Linked DNA regions of Mus musculus: region 1 is linked to region 2. A link is a loop called in an ENCODE intact Hi-C map of the cell type or tissue named here. Cell type or tissue: gastrocnemius. All regions are shown on one strand.

Region 1 (5,000 bases), 52 kb after region 2:
GGGCCGGGCGGTGGTGGCCCACACCTTTAGTCCCAGCACTTGGGAGGCAGAGGCAGAGGCAGAGGCAGAGGCAGAGGCAGGTGGATCTTTGGTTTGTAGCCAGCCTGGTCTACAGAGTGAGTTCCAGGATAGCCAGGGCTACACAGAGGAACAAATAATTTAAGAGATAATATTGTTTTTATACTAGGTTGTCTTAGTCATGCATATGACAGATAGTTCCACATTGTCAGGCCTTCTTTGTTAAAAATAGCTCATTAAAATATAACTTATGGGCTGGAGAGATGGCTCAGCGGTTAAGAGCACTGACTGCTCTTCTAGAGGTCCTGAGTTCAAATCCCAGCAACCACATGGTGGCTCACAACCATCCATAATGAGATCTGCTGACCTCTTCTGGTGTGTCTTAAGTCAGCTACAGTGTACTTACATACAATAGACAAATAAATCTTTTTTTTTAAAAAGACAGGAAAAAAAAAAGAAAAATCAAAAAGAAAAACAACAAAGATGAGGCAAGGTTCTTGATTTCTTCTGCAGGTGAAGTGGCTGGCCAGACCCTGTCTCTGATGGAGCAGCTCCGGGGGGAGGCACTTAAGTTTCATAAGCCAGGTGAGGGGGTAACTCGAAATTCTGGGGTGTGCTGGTGGTTAGCATTACAGTCACACCTGTAAGTCAGGATCCTTGCCTGACAGCTGCTCCTGGTCATCAGCTCTATTCTGATCCTGGCAGGTGAGAACTACAAGACGCCAGGCTATGTGATCACTCCATATACCATGGATCTGCTGAAGCAGCACCTGGAGATCACTGGGGGACAGGTGTGTGGGGGTGTGGCCAGGCAGACACTTGACTGCCTAGGCTGCCTCATCTCATCTATTTCAGTAGGTGATCTGAGCTTTGGTCCCATTCCCTTTATCCCATTCCTTTACTTAGGTACGTACGCGGTTCCCTCCAGAGCCCAATGGAATCCTGCATATTGGACACGCCAAAGCCATCAATTTCAACTTTGGTTATGCCAAGGTAAGCATTTGTCTAGGTCCTGGCAAGTAATATGATCACTGTCTACTCCCATGACTGCATTCCAGAAAGGTATATTTCTGTCTTGCCTTTTGTAGCTGATGACAGAGGCCCTAGAGAAAAACTCCATGTAACAGCTATTGTCAGGAAATACTGGGTTAATGGGGAAAATTAAAATGGTTCTTTAGATAGGGTTTCACTGTAGAGTCCTGATGGCCTTGAATTGTGGCGATCACATGCCTCTGCTTCCCAGGTACTGGGATTAAAGGGGTGCACCGCTATGCCCCATGGAAGATGCATTTCTTCAATTCCTTATATTAACTTTTCAATTTATTTTTTGGCAGTCATCAATAGAAGACATTAATTAAAAAAATATTCCTAGGTGGCTGAAAAGATGGCTCATTGGTTAAGACCAGTTGTTGGCCTTGCAGAGAACTTGGTTCAGTTCCCATCACCCACATGGTGGCTTATTCAGTTTTCGGGGATGTTTTCTTCTGAAATCATCTTTTGCCCTCTGAGGGCACTGGGCACACACATGGTGAAAGCATATGCATGCAGGCAAAACACTCAAACACATAAATCTAAAGGGAAAAAAATGATGTGTGTGTGTGCACGAGCGCAAGCACTCATGCATACTCATGCTATTGAACATTCATGGATGTCAAAGACAGACTTTGGTGGAGTTGGTTCTTTTCATCATAGACTTTGAGGATCCAACTGAGGTCATTCAGCTTGCTAGGCAACTCCTCTTATCTGCTGAACTATCTCATTGGCTGCCTTTTACATTTGATAAGCTTGGACTTTGAGAATGTAAGGCTAATGGTATGGACTCTAGGGCTGATGGGTGTGGTCCTCCAACTCTCTTAGGCCAACAATGGTATCTGTTTTCTGCGCTTTGATGACACCAACCCTGAGAAAGAAGAAGCAAAATTCTTCACTGCTATTTATGACATGGTGACCTGGCTGGGTATGATGAGCTTGAGGCCTGGGCAGGGTTGGTGGGAAGTAGATCTCTTTTGTAGGCCATGGCCGTGCCCGTTAGTGTTTCCTACTGGCTTTTCATACTATGTTCACATCACTCCAGGTTATACACCTTACAAAGTGACATATGCTTCTGACTATTTTGACCAGCTGTATGCCTGGGCCGTGGAACTCATCCATGGGTAAGGTTAGGTCCATAATGTTGAGCCCGGTCAGCTGACCAGGTCCTGGGCCTCCTGTACATTCATATCCCTTCTTCACAGGGGTCTTGCTTATGTGTGTCACCAGAGAGTGGAAGAGCTCAAAGGCCATAACCCTTTACCTTCTCCATGGAGGGACAGGCCTAAGGAAGAATCATTGCTGCTCTTTGAGGTGGGGTCCCAGAGGGCAGCTTGGTTTGGGTAGGCCAGTGTGCGAAGCATGAGACACACCCGTGTTTAGAGATAGCCTGAGCTCTTGTTCTCCTCAGGCAATGCGCAAGGGCAAATTTGCAGAAGGAGAGGCCACACTTCGAATGAAGTTGGTGATGGAAGATGGCAAGATGGACCCCGTGGCCTATCGAGTCAAGTACACGCCACACCATCGCACAGGGGACAAATGGTACACATTGGCATGATGAAGGGTGAAGTAGCAGGGCTGTGGATTGGGCAGAGAGACTGGTTGGCTAGTCTAATGCTTCTGTTCCACAGGTGCATCTACCCCACCTATGACTACACACATTGTCTGTGTGACTCCATTGAGCACATTACCCACTCGTTGTGTACCAAGGAGTTCCAGGCTCGGTGAGGAGGCTGAAGTCATGTAGTGGGTATAGCTAGGGGGATTCCTTATGTGTTTAGGGTGTATATACATATGAGTGGGGCTGTGGGTGCCACAGTATGTGTTGAGATCAGAGTACAACTTGTGGAAGTCAGCTTTCTTCTTCCACCATATAGGTTCCAGGGATCCAACTTGATTTTCCAGAGTTGGCATTAAGTTTCTTTACCCACTGGACCCTCTCGTTGGCCTCTAGTGCTTTTTCTGTGGTCTTTTTATGACCCCACAGATGGCTAACCCTTTTCTTCCATCCTAGACGGTCTTCCTACTTTTGGTTATGTAACGCTCTGAAAGTCTATTGTCCTGTTCAGTGGGAATATGGTCGCCTCAATTTGCACTATGCTGTTGTCTCAAAGCGCAAGATTCTCCAGCTTGTAGCAGCTGGTGCTGTTCGGTAGGTGTGGTCATGGGGTCTGCCAGAGGTTGTAGCTCTTGTGGCATGTGCTGTTTAAGATCTTCTGACCACCCTCTTATCCAAAGGGACTGGGACGATCCACGGCTCTTCACACTCACTGCCCTACGACGACGGGGTTTTCCACCAGAGGCTATCAACAACTTCTGTGCTCGGGTATAATTCAGTAGGCTTAGTGGGTGAAAGCAGGCTGGGTGTGGCCCTTTTACTTGTGGTATGACTGATGAGTTTTCCTACCAGGTTGGGGTCACAGTGGCACAGACCACAATGGAACCTCATCTTCTGGAAGCCTGTGTGCGTGATGTGCTGAATGATGCAGCCCCACGTGCCATGGCTGTTCTAGAGCCACTACAAGTTGTCATCACCAACTTTCCTGCTCCCAAGGTGGGCCTACCTCTGTGTGTGTGTGTGAGCATGTGTGAATGCCGAGTATCTGAGATAACAGCTATCTGTCTCCTGCTACAGCCCTTGGACATCCGAGTGCCAAATTTCCCAGCTGATGAGACCAAGGGTTTCCACCAGGTTCCTTTTGCTTCCACTGTCTTCATTGAGAGAAGCGACTTTAAGGAGGTAAGTGGGGTTTACTGCTAGGTCTATTTTTAATAGCCTCTCCTTCCTGCTTTACATGAGCCAATCCCTAACAAACATGAGGTTGGGAGAAGCCTTGTTCTTGGATGATGTTTGCAGCTTCTGTATCTTCCATGCTTCTTTTCTTTAGGAGTCAGAACCAGGCTATAAGCGCCTAGCTTCGGGCCAGCCTGTGGGCCTGAGACACACTGGTTATGTCATTGAACTGCAGAATATTGTCAGGGTAAGAGACAGCTGCAGTCTTTCTGTACAGTGCCTGCTAGGGCCAAGATTGTGTGTTGCTAACAGTCTTCATGTTGGTCCCTGGTCTGATTCCATCTTCCTCACTTCTAGGGCTCCAGTGGCTGTGTGGAACGCTTGGAGGTGACCTGTAGACGAGCTGATGCTGGAGAGAAGCCCAAGGCCTTTATTCACTGGGTATCACAGCCTTTGGTGTGTGAGATTCGCCTCTATGAGTGCCTGTGAGTGAACATAGCTGGAATTGAGACTGTCACAGGATGGGAATTGCATGCTGTGGCTCTCCAGCAAGGGCCTGACTTTCACTCTGGCTACAGATTCCAGCACAAGAACCCCGAAGACCCTGTTGAAGTGCCTGGTGGATTCCTAAGTGACCTGAACCCGGTAGGCTCATAGAATGTGAGGTGAGGGTGGTGGGCTTCTGAGCTGGACAGCCACTTGGATTCTCTGTCTGCAGGCGTCACTACAAGTGGTAGAAGGAGCATTAGTGGACTGCTCTGTGGCTTTGGCAAAGCCCTTTGACAAGTTCCAGTTTGAGCGCCTTGGGTACTTCTCTGTGGATCCAGACAGCCATCAAGGACAGGTGCTTAATTTGACCCACCTATACCCTTCTGTGTACTGATGGTGGAAGCTGTTCACTGTGATAAACACTCTCCCTACATCCCCTTAGCATTCTCCAAATAAGTTGGGAGGGACATTCATTACTTTCCAGTTAAGTCCAAGCACAAAATTTTATAGGGCTCTAACTTTTTTTAAGATTTATTTTATTTTATGTTAGTATGCTGCTGCTGTCTTCAGACACACCAGAAGAGGGCATCAGATCCCATTACAGATGGTTGTGAGCCATCATGTTGTGAATTGAACTCAGAACCTCTGGAAGAGCAGTCGGTGCTCTCAACTGCTGAGCCACCTCTCCAGCCCCGGCCCTAACTTTTTTACTCTTCAAAGTAGCAGGCAA
Region 2 (5,000 bases):
CACACACACACAGAGGAGAAAGGGCCTACCATGCATGGAACCCAATTTCACACCTCAGATTTGGCTCTGGTTTTCTTTTCTTTTCTCTTCTCTTCTTTTCTTTTTTTTTTTAAGATTTATTTTATTTATATGAGTACACTGTAGATGTCTGCAGACACACACCAGAAGAGGGGGCATCAGATCTCATTACAGATGGTTGTGAGCCACCATGTAGTTGCTGGGATTTGAACTCAGGACCTCTGGAAGAGCAGTCAGTGCTCTTAACCGCTGAGCCATCTCTCCAGCCCCGGCTCTGGCTTTTCAAAGTAGGACCTATTAAAGCAAATCTTTCCCAAACTGTATCTTAACCCACCTGGTCAACCAGTTGTCTCCGATAAGATGGATGTGGCTTCACCTCACCAATGACCATGGAAGATGTCAAGTAGAGAGCAAGGGATGGACCATGGAAATGCCTCAGGTGTCTTCCCACCTCAACCTCGCTGCCTCAGGTTACGCCGATGTAGAGCCAGCAGCTGTCAAGAACCAGGTCAAGTGACAGCTGTGCTCTGATGAGAGTCCCACATCAGTTGTAACACCAAGGTGTATCCCCCTTTGATAGCTAGGTTCCCTCACTTTCACCGTTCCCTCAGTAGCCATAGAGAGAAGGAACAGAGAGAGAATGGACCCAGCCTTCTTGTCCTCCATTTTGCTCTGACCTCTGGGTTTGATAATGCAAGAGAGGAATCTCCTTCTAGGGCACATTTGGCCTGCTAGAGCACATCTGGCCTGCTACTATGCCTGGAAGGCACCAAGCTCTGCCTCTTGGCAGAAGTGGCTTCTGTTTGCATAGTTATGGCTCATCCTGGTGTAGGTCCATAAGGCCCTTTTTCTCTACCAAGAGAAATGACTGGAGGTACTGACCCCAGACTGCCCGCAGATTTTGTGGTTCCTCTTGGGTACTTGGCTACCCAGAAACTGTCAGGAGTCTCCTGTCGGTGCCAAAGCTCTGAGAAGTAAACAGGCATCAAGTGAGGCCTTGGGTATTGATGGGTGGTTGATACTTATCTTTAAAGATGACAGATCCCTCTACATAGGCTGGGAAACACAGAACAGCTAAGGATCTTTCAGTCGTACAAAAGAGGAAGAAGGCTAGTATCCAGCTCCCACATGAAGCACTTCAAACACCCTTGTCTACCTACCCCAAACTCTTAGACAGGTCCAGATGCCTTCACTCCCTCATCCATGAAACCAAAGCTTTCCTGATGCCTCCTAAACTGGACTAGGAAGCATCTGACAAGGGGGTCCTTTCCTTAAAGCTGTGAAGCCAGGCATGGCAGCACATGCCACCTTTGATCCCAGGAATCCAGGGCTATGTAGGGATACACTGTCTCCAAAAAGGACAAGGTTTGGAAAATATGCTGACTGTTCATCTGAGGTCTCAGATTCCTAGAGTTAGTTTTAACCTGTGTCCTCAAATACTGCTGAGGAGAGGGCTCTGTAACTAACCATCTTGTGTTGTCTACAGGACATAGGTAGGACTGAGTTTGCAATCTCTTTGCCAACAGAGCCAACGGATTCTGGGCACTGTAACGACTGAAAAGTGTTACTTTGTGCCATTCGAGGTGCTTTGGCTGAGCCAGATCTTGGCACTCCACTGTGTATACATACCTGAGCAAGTATATTCAGGCCCACATTGATGTACTGTGACTTACAGACTGGCCATCTACAGCCCCAGGCTGCTGTGTATTACTTGTGCCTACATGTATATACCAGCTTTTCATGCAGTGTGCCAGGGTTAAGCCCATTCTCAGGAGAGGAGCGCCTGCTACTCTTTCAGGAAGTACTTGTGTGGTGAAACAAGGGGACTTTCCTGAGATAATCCCTGTCAGGCACACTCTCTTCTGATCAGGTGCCAGAGAAAGAGTAAGGTCCTGGGGTGTAGAATAGCATAGAGCTTGCCAGGAGTCACTTTGACTCCTATATTACCAGGACATTTTAGAAAAGTGGTCCTTAGTCCAATCCTGACTGGGATCCTGTGACTTTTGCCTTCTATGTGCACAGGCTCCCATACTGGATCAGATAGGTTTGGACTTGTCACCTCCGAGGCCACCCCCTCCAGGCAGCCCTCCGAAGTACTCAACCTGCTCCGCCCCCAGACTTGGGGGGGGAGGGGAGAGTTCTAGGGGTCAAGGGTCACCAGGCGGGCTAGATCCCGGAAGCGGAAGCACGGTGTACTTCCGGCGCGCAGCAGGCGGCCATGTTGGAGCGGCGGAGGCGGCGCAGAGGTGCGTCCTGGGTCCCCGCGGCGGCGCCGGTAGGTTGGAGCCGCGGGCCTAGCGGTGGTGCGGAGTGGCTGCCCATGAGGCCACAGGGCGGCAGGGCGAAGGGACTGGGTGGCCGGCCCTTCCGGGATCCTCATTTTCCCAGGGCTTGGCCGAGACACCCCACCCCTACCCAGGACCCCACCCTGGGGGTTCTGAGGATCCTGTCGGGCGACCACTGCCCACCTTACACATTTCGCCGCCGCCGTAACCCCGACTCCCCGTCGCCGTTCAGGCCCCGGGGCCTCGGTCTCCCCGCCTGAGGGCCCCGATCTGCCCCTGATCCCAGTCCGCCCGATTAGTATGCCCGCCCCCAGTCTTCTGTCAACTTCCTGTGCTGGCCCCAAAGGAATGTGTGAAGGCAAAAGTCAGCCTGGCTGCAGCCTCTGTTTACAAAGCTTCTTGAGAGCCAAGAAGCACCCTCCCTCCCATGGGCTCAGAATGACCTAGGCAAAGAGCCCCTTGGTCCCCGCCCCGTAATATGAGCGCCGGAGGTTTGGGGTGGGAGGTAGGTCGTCCCCCTCTGTCCTACAGTTCATAGCCCACCCATTCAAAACATAAATAAATAAATAAATAAATAAATGAAAGCATTAACTTGGATTGTACTTGAAGAGCATCCTCTGGGGAGGGGAAGTGCCTCAGACACCTGAGGATCCAAGAATGTTTCCAAACAAAGAGCCCCAGGGCACTTTCTCCGGGGAGTCTGAGGACTGTGTGTCTGCTTCATTAGAGCTGTGCAGAGCGGCGGCACAGACGGGCTCCTAGACTCCAGGGACCTGTCTCATCCCAGCTGATCTTTTAACGCTCCGGTGCAGCTGGGGAATTTACCTTTTGACTCGGGAAGCCCTCAGATGCTGCGTTGGAGTGCTGGGTGTAACTTCTGAGTGACAGCCATGGCTTCCTTAAGGAAGCATAGGACGATTTGAGTGGTCCCAGACAGCTGCATCTGTTGGGACCACTAACATCTAAGGTCTGTTGCCTTTTAAGCGCTACGGCTTGGCCTACCTTCCTAGTTGGAATCTTTCCCTGTCCTTTGTCGTCAAACCTTGAACTCCTTGGTCTCGTTGCCTGGTCTCTTGCTTGCCTTAGAGATGTTTGCAACTGTCTTTTTTTTTTGGGCGGGTCTGTGTCTTATATTGGGTTTGAACTCCAAGACTAGAGCTAGGAATCAGGTCACTGAGTATCCTGTCTATAGACTCTGGTAAGGAGATGAGCCACCCCCTGCACTGGAACGTTGGCAGTTGGATGAACAGTGGTGGGGTGGACATCAGGTGGTGTAAGTCTGGGTCTTTGGGCCTATGTTCAAAGGCCTTAGTCTGTCTTCCTCAGCTACAGCCTGGCCTTCATCCATATGGTCCGTACTCTTCTTTACTTGATAGCCTCTGCAGGAGTTGCTACCCTTTTTGCTCCATTTGTACCTGCTCCTTTTTTGGTTGGCACGCAGACAGATAGGTAGATGTTACTGCTTCCAGGAGTCCTTCCCTAACCTATTAGAAGCTGGCTTGGAGAGCACCATCTGCTTCTAAGAACCTTTAATGGCAGCTGTGTCTTCACTTCCGGACTGGGTTCTTTGAGGACTGAGGTATTTGCTTATATTCCTGGGACTGAGTCTAGATATTTAGAACACCAGGAAAGAAAAGAATCAAAAGGAAACAGGCGTGGTAGTGCACAGTGTTGGGCAGCTGAGCAGCAGATCGTGTGCATCGACACGTTCCAGACCGGGAGCATAGCAAGCTCCCTGTCAAAGAGGAAAGAGTAGGATGTAGCTGAGCTCTTGGCGCGCGTTTGTGATCCTAACAGCTGGGAGGCTTCAGGAGGAGGAGTCTGAGTTTGAGGCCAGTTTGGACCTCATGGCAAACTCCAGAACAGCCAGACCTGTACTGTAGTGAGACCCTTTGTACTAATCAACTAAGCGCGATAGTAGCACTTGCCTGTAATCCCAGCACTTGAGACAGAGGGGCTGGGGGTCCAAGGCTGGCCTCAGCTCTATACAGAGTTAGAGATCAGCCTAGCTGATGAGGGACCTTGACTTAAAGCCAGAAAAGAAAAATGCCATTGCATTAAAACGAGCTAGATCTAAGTCTCCACAGAAGCCCGGTGGTAGGGTAGATGGTCTGAGGTGCTTCTGAGCATATATCCCAAAGAAATGGCCCAACGTGGTAGAGATGGTCAGGAGACCCTGGAGAGATTTATTCTGGCCAGGCCTTTCTGTCGCAGAGGGAGGGAGCCTGGCTCAAGCCGCCTGCCTTTTTTTTTTTTTAAGCTCTGTGTCCTGGTACCATTCTCATCGACTCTTTTCTTCTTGCTTTGGAGGTGCCAAGTGCTGGTTTGTGGATACCCAGGCAAGCCTGCAGTGCCCAATGCCATGAGCATGGTAGTGCAGCCTGTGGAGGAGAAAGCTGTGCACTCGTGGTCACGTATCTCCACGGCAGGGAAGAAAGCCCTGGAAGAGGCCCTGCTTGTGTTTAATCCCATGAGCCAGGATCTCAGTGCCACAGAGGCCCAGCTCGTGGCCTTCCTCCAGGGTCTGCGAGATGATGGCTTCCAACCGACCATTCTTCGAAGTGGAGATGTCTATGGTTATAGTTCATGCACAGCCAGCCCCCCCAGCCAGACAAAGCTACAAGCTCGTACCATCAACCCACCTGCCACGTCACTTCCCAAAACTGCTGTGTCAGTCCCTGCAGGCCGGACCACCTT

What was found. Peaks named below come from ENCODE experiments on the same cell type or tissue, not always from the same donor. Only the 100,000 strongest peaks of a DNase experiment are listed, where the experiment ranks them.
Region 1: it touches region 2 in a loop (2.1-fold over the local background); 2 of 42 quality-filtered maps call a loop at or near these places.

Annotation. Positions count from the first base shown.
Region 1 is chr9:108,510,608-108,515,607 of GRCm38, forward strand. It overlaps Qars (glutaminyl-tRNA synthetase), which reads left to right. Exons shown (of 24, transcript NM_133794.2): 8 at 532-603; 9 at 724-809; 10 at 925-1,011; 11 at 1,876-1,975; 12 at 2,093-2,171; 13 at 2,253-2,361; 14 at 2,459-2,589; 15 at 2,679-2,771; 16 at 3,062-3,199; 17 at 3,286-3,373; 18 at 3,458-3,601; 19 at 3,683-3,787; 20 at 3,936-4,028; 21 at 4,139-4,266; 2 more. Among named protein-coding and RNA genes, the nearest start is that of Qrich1, 4.0 kb to the right of the region's middle. In gastrocnemius, no CTCF peak of the experiment used is centred here; no DNase peak of the experiment used is centred here.
Region 2 is chr9:108,458,325-108,463,324 of GRCm38, forward strand. It overlaps Ccdc71 (coiled-coil domain containing 71), which reads left to right and starts at 2,229. Exons shown (of 2, transcript NM_133744.5): 1 at 2,229-2,293; 2 at 4,614-5,000. The coding sequence starts at 4,666. It overlaps Gm51295 (predicted gene, 51295), which reads left to right and starts at 770; the gene lies at 770-836. It also overlaps a transcript of Klhdc8b not described here. In gastrocnemius, no CTCF peak of the experiment used is centred here; DNase peaks (open chromatin) are centred at 2,194 and 2,494; H3K4me3 peaks cover 2,663 bases; H3K27ac peaks cover 2,344 bases.